Regions from separate parts of the Homo sapiens genome. Here region 2 is linked to region 1. A link is a contact called in ENCODE Hi-C or POLR2A ChIA-PET data. All regions are on one chromosome and are shown on one strand. Each heading gives the region's core, a stretch centred on a gene start or an enhancer-like site at or near the end of the contact. The rest is flanking DNA. Distances are from core to core; before and after follow the strand shown.

Region 1 (7,696 bases), core at 3,797-6,296:
CCGTGAAGGGGTTCTGATACTAAACCAGATGATATCTGGGCGGAGGAGAAGAGAGACCCAAGAGAGCTCTGCAATTAGTGTGATCTTGGACAAACTGCAACCTCTTTAGCCTTCCATTTGCTTCCTTGTAAAAATACTTCTATAATTGGAGCTAATCATAGTGTCTACATTAGGGCAGATAGTCATTGTGAAGATTAAATTAGATGACACAGCACCAGACATATAGTAAGTGCCCAGTATACGGTGGTATTATTATTAATAGGATCATTCTCTTTTTTTTCTTTCTTTCTTTTTTTTTGAGATGGACTCTCACTCTGTCGCCCAGGCTGGAGTGCAGTAGCTTGATCTCAGCTCGCTCACTGCAACCTCCGCCTCCTGGGTTCAAGCGATTCTGCTGCCTCAGCCTCACCAGCAGCTGGGACTACAAGCACACACCTCCACGCCCAGCTAATTTTTGTATTTTTAGTAGAGACAGGGTTTTGTTATGTTAGTCAGGCTGGTCTTGAACTCCCGAGCTCAGGTGATCCACCCACCTCGGCCTCCCAAAGTGATTACCGACGTGAGCCACCACGCCCAGCCTAATCATTCTCATTTAACGATAATGATAAATGGCCAAGCATGGTGGCTCACACCTATAATCCCAACACTTTGAGAGGCTGAGGAGGGAGGATTTCTTGAGGTCAGGAGTTGGAGGACAGCCTGGGCAACATAATGAGACCCCATCTCTACAAAAATTACAAAAATTAGCCAGAGACATGGACACAGGAAGGGGAACATCAGACACCAGGGACTGTTGTGGGGTGGGGGGTGGGGGGAGGGATAGCATTGGGAGATACACCTAATGCTAAATGACGCGTTAATGGGTGCAGCACACCAACATGGCACATGTATACATATGTAACAAACCTGCACGTTGTGCACATGTACCCTAAAACTTAAAGTATAATAATAATATTAAAATAAATAAAATAAAATAAAATGGTAAAAAAAAAAAAAAAAATAGCCAGACCTGCTGGTACGTACCTATAGTCCCAGCTACTTGGGAGGCTAAGGCAGAAGGATGGTTTGAGCCGGGGAGGTGGAGGCTGCAGTGAGCCATGGTGGCACCACCGCACTCCAGCCTGGGCCACAGAGCAAGGCTCTGTCTCAAAAACTAATAATAATAAATATAAATAAATGTAGAAATGAAATTATCCTAGCCTACATGCAAGGATGGGTAAAGGTCCCTTAAATAAAAACAGAATGTGTCATGTCGGTTCTTCCATGCTGTTTCACTGCTGCGCTTCCGCAGAATCTCATCAGCTGAATGTCTCACTCCAGCACAAAACAGGCAGGAGTTACTTTATTTTGCAATTGAATGATCGCTTTGAGTTTTTGTTTTTTTTGTTTTTTGGGGGGTTTTTTGGTTTTGTTTTTGTTTTTGTCCCTGATCAATGTCAAGACCGGCGATCACAAATGTTCATGCCTATAGCGCAAGGCCAGTACCACCAACAGGTTAAGAGACTGGTGGCGGGGCCAGGGTGGGGGCAGGGGGGCTGGTGCTGCACTGTCCTCATGTTGTACTTTTGCTATTGTTCTTGACAGAGGCATTGGGGATGGAAGACAATAGAGAGTGGTGGAGACTGAGGCTAACTGGGGACACATGTGTAGATCAGGCTCTGTATTTTAATATGGGGGCCGGGCGCGGTGGTTCATGCCTCTAATCCCAACACTTTGGGAGGCTGAGGCAGGAGGATCACTTGAGGTCAGGAGTTTGAGACCAGCCTGGCAACATAATGAGATCCTGTCTCTACCAAAAATAATTTTGTAATTAGCCAGTCGGCCAGGCGCGGTGGTTCACACCTATAATTGCAGCACTTTGGGAGGCTGAGGCAGGCAGGTCACTTGAGGCCAGGAGTTTGAGACCAGCCTGAGCAACATGCCAAAATCTCGTCTCTGCTAAAAATACAAAAATTAGCTGGGTATGGTGGTACACTCCTGTAACTCCAGCTACTTGGGAGGCTGAGGCACGAGAATCACTTGAACCCGGGAGTAGAGGTTGCAGTGAGCCCAGATTGCACCACTGCACTCCAGCCTGGGTAACAGAGTGAGACTCTGTCTCAAAAAAAAAAAAGGAAGAAGAAGAAGAAGAATTAGCTGGGTGTGGTGGTGTGCACCTGTAGTCCCAGCCACTTGGGAGGCTGAGGTGGGAGAATCACTTGAGCCCAGGAGGCTGAGGCTGCAGTGAGCTCTGATCGTGCCACCACACTCCAGGCTGACAGAGCAAGACCCTGTCTCAAAAAATTAAAATTATAAAATATATATTTTATATACATATATAAATTTGGGGATGGCGGCCCAATTTCTTTAGTTCTGCCTCTGGTTTTTCTGATTTTTCTTTTTTTTTTTTTTCTTTTTTTTTTATGAGATGGAATTTCTTACTTGTTGCCCAGGCTGGAGTCCAATGACACGGTCTCGGCTCACTGCAACCTCCACCTCCCAGGTTCAAGCAATTCTCCTGCCTCAGCCTCCTGAGTAGCTGGGATTACAGGCATGCACCACCACGCCCGGCTAATTTTGTATTTTTAGTAGAGACGGTGTTTCTCCATGTTGAGGTAGGTCTCGAACTCCTGACCTCTGGTGATCTGCCCGCCTCGGCCTCCCAAAGTGCTGGGATTACAGGAGTGAGCCACGGCACCCGGCCAATTTTTCTGTGTTTTTAGGCAACCACCATCCTCTAGTTTTAAAATGTTGGCCCAATATTTTTTGTTAACACTGTGAGTCAAATAAAACATAACTGCAGGCCAGATTCAACCCTGGACCACCATTTTGTGAACTTTCACTGGGCTTCCTCCACCGCAGTCCTCGCCGTTACCTCCAGTATGTGTTGACAAGAGTAGAGAACAGCCAGGGTCACCATGCATGGTCGTCTAGAGTGTGCACTGCCCAAGGGCACCACACCTAAGAGGTGTCCTCTTAGGCATCTAAGATTTGTACTAAGAATTTCCCCAGTTTTCCAGCAGAGGGCAGTCACATGTCATGCTCCATGGCACGTCACAAAAATGTTCAGCAGTTGGAATAATCTGTCCTTCTTTAATCCACACAAAGGTGTTACAAGAATTAACAGCAGGCCAGGTGTGGTGGCTCACACCTGTAATCCCAGCACTTTGGGAGTACGAGGAAGGAAGATCACTTCAGCTCAGGAGTTCAAGACCAGCCTGGGCAACATAGTAAGACCCTGTCTCTAAAAAAATTTTAAAAATTAGCCAGGCATGGTATTGCATACCTGTGGTCCCTGCTACTTGAAAGGCTGAGGCAGGAGAATCACTTGAGTCTAGGAGGTGGAGGCTGCAGTAAGCTATGATCACGCCACTGCACTACAGCCTGGACAACAGAGCAAGACCCTGTCTCAAAAAAAATAAAAAATTTGTAAACGTAGCAGCAGCCCTGAAGGTGGGGAGTATTGAAATTAATGATCCTACTCTTTTGAGTTATAAAAATGGAAGTTCCAAATAGCAAGCATTGGTGAGGTTGGAGAGGAACCGGGGTCCCTACATTGCTGGTAGAGGTTAAGTAGGTACACCTCCATTCGGAACTTTTCGGCAGCCCTTAATCAAGTTGAACATACAAACATTCATGACCCAGCAATTCCACTCGGTGTATATCCAGCAGCACCCATACCGGGTGTACCCAAAACATGTTCCAGACCATTCATAGGCACACTGTCTGCAATGGCCCACACTGCAATGAGCTCCACTGTCCATCAGTAACGGAAAGGGTAACTTGTGCTATATTCACATGGGAAATATATTCCGCTGTGCAAACGCACCAACTGCTACTATGCATAGTAATATATGAGGACAAATCTCATAAAAGTCACCTTAAGTCAGTGAAGAGAACATCCCATGTGATTTTGTTTCCATAAAGCGTAAACAGCAGGCAAAGCTAATCTCTGGTGTTTGATGTTGCGATAGCAGTTTCCCTTAGAGGTAAATGGGTAGTGGCTGAAAAGAGACACAAGGGGCCAGGCACAGGGGCTCACACCTGTAATCCCAGCACTTTGAGAGGTTGAGGCAAGTCAGGAGTTCGAGACCAGCCTGGCCAACGTGGCAAAACCCCGTCTCTACTAAAAATTAAAAAAAAAAAAAAATTAGCCGGGCATCGTAACACACGCCTGTAATCCCAGCTACGCAGGAGGCTGAGGCAAGAGAATCGCTTGAACCCAGGAAGTGGAGGCTGCAGTGAGCCAAGATCATACCACGGCACTCCAGACTGGGCAATAGAGTGAGACTCCATCTCAAAAAAAAAAAAATAGACACAAGGGAACGTGCTAAGGCAACTCCTGGTACCAGTACCACTTCTTGGCCTGTTAGGAACCGGGAGGTTCAGCAGGAAGTGAGCAGCGGGCAGGAAGGTGAAGTTTCATCTGTATTTACAGCCACTCCCCATCGCTCGCATTACCGCCTGAGCTCCGTCTCCTGTCAGATCAACTGCGCAAACCCTATTGTGAACCGCGCATGCGAGGGATCTAGGTTGTTTGCTCCTTATGAGAATCTAATGCCTGATGATCTGCCACTGTCTCTCATCGCCCCCAGACAGGACCCTCTAGTTGCAGGAAAACAGGCTCAGGGTTCCCACTGATTCTACATTATGAAAGTTGTAGAATTATTTCATTCTATGTTATAATGTAATAATAATAGAAATATAATGCACAATAAATGTAATCTGCTTGAATCATCTCAAAACCATCTCCCCGACCCGGGCCCACGGAGAAATTATCTTCCACGAAACTGGTCCCTGGTTCCAAAAAGCTTAGGGACTGCTGTTCTAAGGGGCTAGGGAGGTTCTGTTTCTTGACCTGAGCGGTAGGCACGTGGGTGAGTTCACTTTCATCCTTTCACAGTCCTGCTTTGCACGTTTTTCTGTCTACATGCTATACTCCAATACACATCTCAAAAGACAATTACATATGTGTGTGTTAGACAGAAAGAAGGAAGAGGGCAGGGAGAGAAAACCACCGCATTCAAGCATCGCCGCCTCTAGGTGTAAGGTTCATTCCAGGACTGCCTGGAGTTGGTGACTTTGCATTCCTGCAGAGGAAACCCACTTCCTTTGCCTGTGTTCTCGGGCCGACTTCCCATATCTGCTGACCAGAAATCCTTCCTTGCAGCCGCCCCTGTAACGGGGCTGGCATTTGCAATTCGAAAGTGTCTTTGGCCTTGTTTTTCCGAGGAAATGAAAACGCTATGCGTTATCAGCATATCATCCAACAATTTATCATCACGTTGGCACCTGACAATGTTGATTTATGATTCCAGCAGGAAGAGCAGCCCTCCAACCCCCCACCAGTTCAGAAATGGAGACATCGAGGAGTCCTGAGCACAGGCAGGAGAGACTATGAAGTTATCGTAGACTCGATGTCCACAAGTGCCGGTGAGAATGACTGTGCAGAGACCATCTGAGCTCCCTGCAGATCTCACGACTCTTTTCCTCCTCCCCTTGCTCCCGGGTGCTTTGTCTCTCACACTCGGCCCCTGTGGAGCTGTTCTGCCTATGCAAGCAGAAATTGAGAGGTGCCTGGGGTTCCTGTCCCCCCAGCCAGCTCTTAGCCAATGGCGAGCAGATTCCAGAAAGTGAAAGCCCCGCTCCCTTTGCCTGAGTCTGGACAGACCCTGGGGCATAACTTACGCTGCAGTGCCTTCCTGCAGGATTGGGCCAAAGCCACCCCAGGGGGATTTTGCCAAAGGACCTTACTCTGGCTTGGCTCCTGGGTCCCCTCCTCCTACTCCCTTCCAGACCTCCCGGGACCACGGCATTCCTACGTGGCTTGCACACAATTCCTTACCACAGAGTTTGCTTCTGGGGAACCTGACCTAAAACCGAGGGGAAAATGGATTCTAGCATTTTTCAGATTCAGAAACGGGAGACCCAAATGGCCCGGGCCTCCCGCCTCCCGCACACAGGCCTGTGTATCAAGTTTCTGCAAGCACAAGCAAGAGGCTTGCAACGTGTTTGCAAGCAGTCATCATCATTTCCAGGATTGGCTATGACTCGGGTTGCAATGTTTTATTTCAGTTCACAGACAGACACAGGCCACACTCCAGGGCTCATGCCCACATCCGTAGCTTGGAACTCGAGATGCACTGTCTAGGATGGCCAACATCAGGACGGCACCCACCAGCAGACAAGCCTGTTCCCAGAATAGCCTTCTTTTTTATTTTTTTGAGACAGGGTCTGGCTTTGTGGCCCAGGCTGGAGTGCAGTGGTGCAATCATAGCTCACTGCAGCCTTGACCTCCTGGGCTCAAGTGATCCTCCCACCTCAGCCCCCCAGCCCCAGTAGCTGGGACCACAGGCATGCACCACCACGCCTGGCTAATTTTTTTTTTTTTTTTTTTTTTTTTTTTTTTTTTGTAGAGACCAGGTTTCACCATGTTGCCCAGGCGGGTCTCAAACTCCTGGACTCACGTTATTCACCCGCCTCGGCTTCCTGAAGTTCTGGCATTACAGACATGAGCCACTACACCCAACCAGAAAAACCTTCTTAACCCATGTGTTTCTGAACCTTGATTTTGTTTTATTTTAATTTTTTATTTTTGAGACAGAGTCTCACTCTGTCACCCAGGCTGGAGTATAGTGGCATGATCTTGTCTCACTATAACCTCCACCTCCCAGGTTCAAGTGATTCTCCTGCCTCGGGCTTCTGAGTGGCTGGGACTACAGGTGCCTGCCACCACACCCGGCTAATTTTTGCATTTTAGTAGAGACTACGTTTCACTGTGTTGGCCAGGATGGTCTCGAACTCCTGACCTCAGGTGATCCACTCGCCTCGGCCTCCCAAAGTGTTGGAATTACAGGCGTGAGCCACTGCGCCAGCCTGAACCTTGATTTTAAATAAACTAATCTAAGTTCCAGTGGTCTTCCCTTAGTTTGAAGCGGAAGATAGATTTTCTTCTCCTGGAATCAAGTCTGCTATGCAGTAGAGCAGGTGGAAGCTCTGGGAGCTCAAAGACCTGGGAAGGTCTGGGAGCTCAAAGACCTGGGAGCTCTGCCACTCACTAACCACGCGCCCTGGGATAGGCCACTGGCCCTCTCTGCCCTCCAAATGTCCCATCTGTGCAATGGACACAAGAACGCCAACCTCTCAGGACTAGAGTGAGAATTGTCCAATAATATTAGGCCAGGTATGGTGGCTCACAACTGTAATCCCAGCACTTTGGGAGGCCTAGGTGGGTGGATCATTTGAGGTCAGAAGTTTAAGACCAGCCTGGCCAGTATGGTGAGACCCCATGTCTACTGAAAATACAAAAATTAGCCAGATGTGGTGGCACTCACTTGTAGTCCCAGCTACTTGGGAGGCTGAAGCAGGAGAATCGCTTGAATCTGGGAGGCGGAGGTTGCAGTGAGCTGAAATTGGGCCACTGCACTGCAGCCTGGGTGACAGAGCGAGACTCTGTCTCAAAAATAATAAAAGTAATAATATTATTATTACTAAATGCAACTGGGCACGGTGGCTCACACCTGTCACCCCAACACTTGGTTGAGGGCTCCACCAGGAGGATCGCTTGAGGCCAGGAGTTCGAGAGCAGCCTAGGCAGCATAACAAGACCCTGTCTCTACAGAAAAAAAAAAAATTGTAATTAGCTGGGCATGGTGGCACATGCCTGTGGTGGCAACTAGTCAGGTGGCTGAGATGGAGGACCGCTTGAGCCCAGGAG
Region 2 (7,026 bases), core at 2,846-5,345, 49 kb after region 1:
ATAAACATTTGAAAAGGCACTCAATCTCATTAGACGTCATTCAAGTGCCTATTAAAACAGTAGTGAGATACATTTATACTCTTTAGGCTGGCAGAAATTTTAAAGCCAAGTGATAACAAAGATGTAAAGCAATGGGAACTCTTAGACACTACAGGTGGGAGTGTAGATTGGTGCAATCGCTTTGGAAAATAGTTTGGCATTACCTAAAACATTTGAACTTTGCATATCCTATGACTCAGCAAATCTGCTTCTAGACTCAAAACCTAGAACAATCATTCTCAAACCTTAGCCTGCATCAGAATCTCATGGAAGACTTTAAGCTCCCCTCCCAGAGTTTGAATCAGTGGATCAGGGGTGGGACCTGAGAATGTGTATTTCTGACAAGTTCCTAGGTGATGCTGATGCTGCTGGTGTGAGGATCACACTTTGAGAAACATGCACACCACCCAGATATACACACAAGACCTGCTAATGGAGTAACAACTGAAAATGTCCAACACCAGTTGAATGAATAAAGTATGGCAGTGGTCCCCAACCTTTTTGGTACCAGGGACCAGTTTCATGGAAGACAATTTTTCCACAGACCAGAGTGGGGGGGATGGTTTTGGGATGATTCAAGCACATTCCATTTATTGTGCACCTTACTTCTATTATTATTACACTGTAATATAGAATGAAATAATTATACAACTCATCATAATGCAGAATCAGTAGGCACTTGTTTTCCTGCAACGAGACAGTCCCATCTGGGGGTGATGGGAGATCATCAGGCATTAGATTCTCATGAGGAGTTGTGCAACCTGGATCTCTCGAATGTGCAGTTTGCAATAGGGTTCACCCTCCTATGAGAATCTGATACTGCCGCTGATCTGACAGGAGGCGGAGCTCAGGTAGTAATGTGAGTGAGGGGGAGCAGCTGTAAATACAGATGAAGCTTCACTTGCTAGTCTGCCTCTTACCTCCTGCTGTGTGGCCTGATTCCCGGTCCGGGGCGTGGGGATTGGGGACCCTTGAAGAATGGGATATTTCTGTAATGGAGTACTGCAAAGCATTGGAAATGAATGGACTGTAGCTAGGATCAAAATATAGATGCATCTCCAAACAATTCCCAAAGCCCAAAGATAAAAGACCATACACAATAGGAACCCAATCATAAAAACAAAAAGAGCTGGCTGGGGGCAGTAGCTCACGCCTGTAATCCCAGCACTTTGGGAGGCCGAGGCGGGTGGATCACGAGGTCAGGAGTTCGAGATCAGCCCTGACCAACATGGTGAAACCCTGTCTCTACTAAAAATACAAAAATTAGCTGGGCGTGGTGGCACGTGCCTGTAATCCCAGCTACTCAGGAGGCTGAGGCAGGAGAATCACTTGAACCTGAAAGACGGAGGTTGCAGTGAGCCAAGATTGTGCCACTGCACTCCAGCCTGGGCAACAGAGTGAGAACATGTCTCAAAATAATAATAAATAAAAATAAAAAGAGCTCAAATCAAACCACATTATTTAGGGTTGCATGCGTGTGTGCTAAAAGTCTAAGGAAAGGCAAGGAAACGATAATCAAAGTCATTGGCATAGCATTTTCCTCTCAGGGAAAAGGGAGAGAACACATGCCAGTTATTAAGTTGTGACCCTTTTGGGAATAGGCTTTGTGATGTTGGGGCTGGGATCTTCAGCACCCTTTTCCCTTTACCCAGCAGGCTCCTTCTCAGGCTCTTGCCATAGGTGGCGCCAGAGAAAGACTTCAAGGCTGGAACAGGAAGGAAGAATTTCCTCCTTCCTGTTTCTCCCCTTTGGGTCTCCACCTGTTTCCTGCCCCTTTTTAAGGTTCCCAGCAAAACTTCTTCACCCTTGCACCATCATTTCCTTTGGCAGCAGCAGCTAAATCCTGCCTGCCATTTTTCCAACACTTCACAAAAATAGCCTCATTGTGACCCTTCACCATCACCAGCACCTGCCAGCCCACTCTTCAGAAATCAGAGTTTCAGCTTCCCTAAGTTCCTAAATTTCAATAATTCCAACCTCTTCACATGGTGCCTTCCCTCCACTCATCCCTACCAGGTAATAGCTACTTCATCCAGTTGCTACCTCCAAGATACATTTAGAATTCTGTTTTTACTGTGTCAGTTACAGAGGTCACAATTTTATACCTAGCTAATGGTTCTTTAGATCAAGTTCTTTCTGTTAAAATAACTTGGTGGCTCTTGAGTTCATGCTTGTTGCTTCATAGTCACCTCCAGCATTAAGCCGACATCCCATGCAGTAAGAGAGGGAAATGGTGTTTGAGAGCCACATATGCCCCTTTCAAAGAGCTTTCCGCTGGGATGACCAGTTGTCCCTGATTGTGCAGGACTGAAGAGTTCCCCAGGATGCAGGACTTTTGTGGCTGAAACCAAGAAAGTCTGGGCAAACAGGGATGAGTTGGTCACCCTAAACTCTGTGACTTCTGCTTAAACACATTGACTGTAGCTATTTCTATGGTCACTTTGCTCACCTCTGGCTTCAAGGAAGGCTGGGATACGTAGATGTAGGTTTTTAGCAGGGCTCATTATCACCCCAGTCAAAAACAGAGTCCTGTTAATTAGAAGGAAGGGCAGAATGGATATTGGAAAGGCAGCTGGTGGTCCTGCCCTTTAACTCCAGATAGCAATCATTAACCACCCCGCAACATTGCCTGAGATCACATGGCTATCATTAGAGATGTGACAAGAAGCCAGGTCTTCTGCTGGTGGCCCCCATAGGATACACTGCCTGTTTCTCTCTTTCAAACTCATTTCTGGCACCCAAGAAATAAAACCATTTCCATATGTTAGCATTTTCAATCTTCAATGACTAATTATATTCCAAAGGTGAGAGGTTTATGCAGGAAACCTTCCCACCATGTCTTGGCCAGTTACTGGGTGAAAATGGTCACCAAATAGAACCATGGCTATTTTACATATGCACTATTTTTATTTCTGTGTTTGCAGTCATGTTTGGCTCTTTCTTAGTGGGAATTTTGGTTGTAAGATTTTAGTTTTGGGCCGGGGGCGGTGGCTTGCGCCTGTAATCCCAGCATTTTGGGAGGCCGGGGTGGGTAGATTGCTTGAGCTCAGGAGTTTGAGACCAGCCTGGGCAACATGGCAAAACTCTGCCTCTAAAACCAATACAAAAATTGGCAGAGCATGGTGGAATGTGCCTGTAGTCCCACTTGCTTGAGCCCAGGAGGCAAAGGTTGCGGTGAGCCGAGATCGTGTCACTGAACTCCATCCTGGGTAACAGAGTGAGACTCTGTCTCACACACACACACACACACACACACACACACACACACACACACACACTTTAGCGCAGATTTTAGTTTTGGCTGGGCATGGTGGCTCACACCTGTAATCCCATCATTTTGAGAGGCCACGGTGGGCAGATCACTTGAGCTCAGGAGTTTGAGACCAGCCTGGACAACGTAGCAAGACCCCATCTCAATTTAAAAAACAAAACAAGACCAGCCTGGAAAACATAGCAAGACCCCATTGCAATTTTTAAAAATTGTTTTAGTTTTGTGATGGGTTCAAGAATCCTGTGTCCTGTACTCTTTTTTTATTTGGTGTTTATCTGGTTTTTTTTTCTCAAGCATTAAGTATTGTTTTATCCTAGATGTCTTTATTCTAGGTTCCCTTTGGTACCTGCATTTACTCTTATTGACTTGGTAAGAAAATGCTTGTTTGGGAGGATTCCAAATCTGTTAAATCCATATGCTGGCTCACTTTCATTTCAACAGCCAGGTGCTTCGGCAGTATGGCATTAATATACATAAAAAGAGGGAGGCAAACTTATGTCTCACAGATTGAATCTTTTTTACTAACTTTGGAAGACTCTCTTGGCCAGCTTGGTTTGTTCCTTTGAATCATGAATACGATAAACTGCAGAGGGAAAAATATGATCAATAGGTATCAGCCAAGGGCTGCTCGGCCTTGTAGATTTCACGTATATTTTGTGACCTCCCCATAACACATCATCATTGGAGGCTGCATATCTGCAAGGTACACACAAAATAGGCTGCATCTCATCTGCTTTCAGTCACCACAGCACCGTGTATGTTTAGTACAGCCACAATTTTTATAAACGGCCGAACAACGGGCTGGAAGCCAGGGCTTCTCAAATTCCATTTCCTTCTCTAGGATACGAATTTCCTCATAGATGTTGGAAGCTACGTTTCCTCTTTCCTTTCCTCTCACTTCAAAACAGTGAACATGTGAATATATATATTTAGAGTAGCATGAGAAACAAGCAGTTCCTACATCTTGCATGTAATTCACTAATGTCCAATTTCATTGTCTCTCCTTGTCTCCATGTAATTCCTTCTTTCCTGTTCAGAGCTCTGAAGATTTGTAATTAAACTCCCACACTTGGTTTTTTTTTTACTTCAGCTTTGATTATAATTTTAGGTTGAGCCATATGAAAGTAATGACAATTAACCACATGTGACCTTTTTTTTTTTTTTTTTTTTTTTTGAGATGGAGTCTCGCTCTGTTGCCCAGGCTGGAGTGCAGTGGTTCCATCTCGGCCCACTGCAACCTCCACCTCCCAGTTCAAGCGATTCTCCTGCCTCAGCCTACCGAGTAGCTGGGATTACAGGTGCCCGCCACCATACCCGGCTAATTTTTTTTGTAATTTTAGTAGAGACAAGGTTTCACCACGTTGGCCTGTCTGGTCTCCATCTCCTGACTTCAGGTGATCCACTCGCCTCAACCTCCCAAAGTGCTGAGATTACAGGTGTGAGCCACCATGCCCGGCCCTCACATTTGACCATATTTGAATGGCAGTTGTATCTGGTTCAACCTAATTATAAGCTGCATACATTGAGACTGTGCTTATATTCACAGCACTGCACCAAGTTTTTACACATATAACTCCCAGTTAGACTGCAGATTCACATAAAGTGGGGAAACTGAGGCACGCGTGGAGATGAAGTGACTTGACCAGGGTTTGCAGTTAGTAAGTGTTGGAGCTACAGTTAAAACTCAGGGGTCTGGCCGGGCGCGGTGGCTCACACCTGTATCCCAGCACTTTGGGAGGCCAAGGCAGGCGAATCACTTGAGGTCAGGGGTATGAGAACAGTCTGGCCAACATGGCAAAACCCCATCTCTACTAAAAATACAAAAATTAGCTGGGAGGGGTGGCATGCACCTGTAATCCCAGCTACTCAGGAGGCTGAGGCACAAGAGTCATTTGAACCCGGGAGGCAGAGGTTGCAGTGAGCCGAGATCACACCACTGCACTTCAGCCTGGGCAACAGAGTGAGACTCTGTCTCCAAAAACAAAACAAAACAAAAGAGACGGAGCTCTCCCTATGTTGCCCAGGCTGATCTTGAACTCCTGGCCTCAAGCAATCCTATGGCTTCGGCCGCCCAAAGTGCTGGGATTACAGGTGTGAGCCACCATGCGTGGAAACTGGTTTCTTTGGAGAAGGGTCTGACTTCCTTATCACTGTTCTCACACCTCTCAAACACGTGGCTATTTGTCACTTCAGGGTAAGAGGATGTGACAAACGGCAGGACCTTACGATCTACATTAAAAAGCTGCTTACCATGAATCCACTTAAAATGGAAACCAAAACGTTTTAATTCTGTGAAATTTTGTGAGATTTGTGGGGGAAAAAAAAAACATATGAATCAGACTTTACCTAGAAAGATGATTCCAATAAGTTGGTTTAACTTATGCTTCACTGAATTTAGTTCCTACAAAATTTTTGCTAACTTTTAACAGCTGAGACAACATGCGCATATCATGTAAATCACCCATTTTAAATATACAATGCATTGGCTTTTGGTATATTCACAGATCTGCGCATCCATCAACACAGTTTATTTTAGAACATTTTCTTTTTTGTTGTTGTTGAGACAGAGTCTCACTCTGTCGCCCAAGCTGGAGTGCGGCGGTATGATCATGGCTCACTGCAACCTCCGCCTCCTGGGCTGAAGCGATCCTCCTGCTTCAGCGTCCCAAGTAAATAGGACTACAGGTGAGCACCACCAGGCTCGGCTAATTTTTCTAGAGATGAGGGTCTCGCCATGTCACCCGGGCTGGTCTCGAACTCCTCGACTCAAGCAATCTGCCCGCCTCAGCCCCGTAAAGTGCTGGATTACAGGCGTGAGCCACCATGCCTAGCCTTACAACGTTTTCATTATACCAAAAGGAAATTCCTCGCTCTTTAGTTATCACCTTCGTCTCCCACATCCCCATCCCAGCCAGCCCTAAGAAACCACTAATCTGCTGTCTCTATGGATTTGCCTGTTCTGGACATTTCACATAAATGGAACCACACACTAGGTGGTCCTTTGTGATTGGCTTACTTCACTTAGCATAATATTTTCAAGGTTCATTCATACTGTAGCATGCATCAGAACTTCAATCCTGTTAATTGCCAAATAATATGCCACTGTAGCCAGGTGCAGTGGCTCACGCCTGTAATCCCAGCACTTTGGGAGGCCGAGGCGGGTGGATCCCTTAAGGTTAGCAGTTCGAGACCAGCCTGGCCAACATGGTGAAACTTTGTCTCTACTAAAAATACAAAAATTGGCCAAGTGTGGAGGTGGGTGCCTGTAATCCCAGCTACTTGGGAGGCTGAGGCAGGAGAATCTCTTGAATCCAGGAGGCAGGGGTTGCAGTGAGCCAAGATCGTGCCACTGCACTCCAGCCTGGGTGACAGAGCAAGACTCCATCTCAAAAAATAAATAAAATACAATAAATAAAATTGCCTTCTTTGACGTGGAATCGGAAGCCCGACTTTTTAGGTTCTTTCATCAGATCCCAAAGAAACCAACTGCCATTTCCACTGCTGAAGTCTCTCAACAAACATCACTGTGCATTGGTCTGGTCACCAATGGGGGTGTCTTTCCCATGAGTTCCTCCCACATCCTCAATAAAGAAGCAGGAATAATGATTCAAATTTTTCTTTTGGCCAGGCACGGTGGCTCATCCCTGTAATCCCAGCACTTTGGCAGGTTCAGAGGGGAAAATTGCTTGAGCCAAGGAGTTCAAGACCAGCATGGG

What was found. Hi-C counts contacts between places; a loop is a spot of excess contacts on that map. ChIA-PET counts read pairs that join two places held with the same protein, here RNA polymerase II (POLR2A). Pooled maps may share reads with other maps.
Region 2: POLR2A ChIA-PET joins it to region 1 with 21 read pairs in BJ. The contact joins two enhancer-like sites. A Hi-C loop is called at or near these places in 1 of 50 pooled maps. POLR2A ChIA-PET finds 5 or more read pairs at or near these places in 3 of 52 experiments (BJ, OCI-LY7 and Panc1).

Annotation. Positions count from the first base shown.
Region 1 is chr7:4,608,030-4,615,725 of GRCh38, forward strand. No RefSeq gene overlaps it. Among named protein-coding and RNA genes, the nearest start is that of FOXK1, 70 kb to the right of the region's middle. Within about 2 kb of position 5,047, at least 15 of the 41 ENCODE cell types and tissues checked have a DNase peak (open chromatin) inside an H3K27ac peak, as active enhancers do.
Region 2 is chr7:4,657,981-4,665,006 of GRCh38, forward strand. No RefSeq gene overlaps it. Among named protein-coding and RNA genes, the nearest start is that of FOXK1, 21 kb to the right of the region's middle. RefSeq lists a silencer at 6,881-7,026. Within about 2 kb of position 4,096, at least 2 of the 41 ENCODE cell types and tissues checked have a DNase peak (open chromatin) inside an H3K27ac peak, as active enhancers do.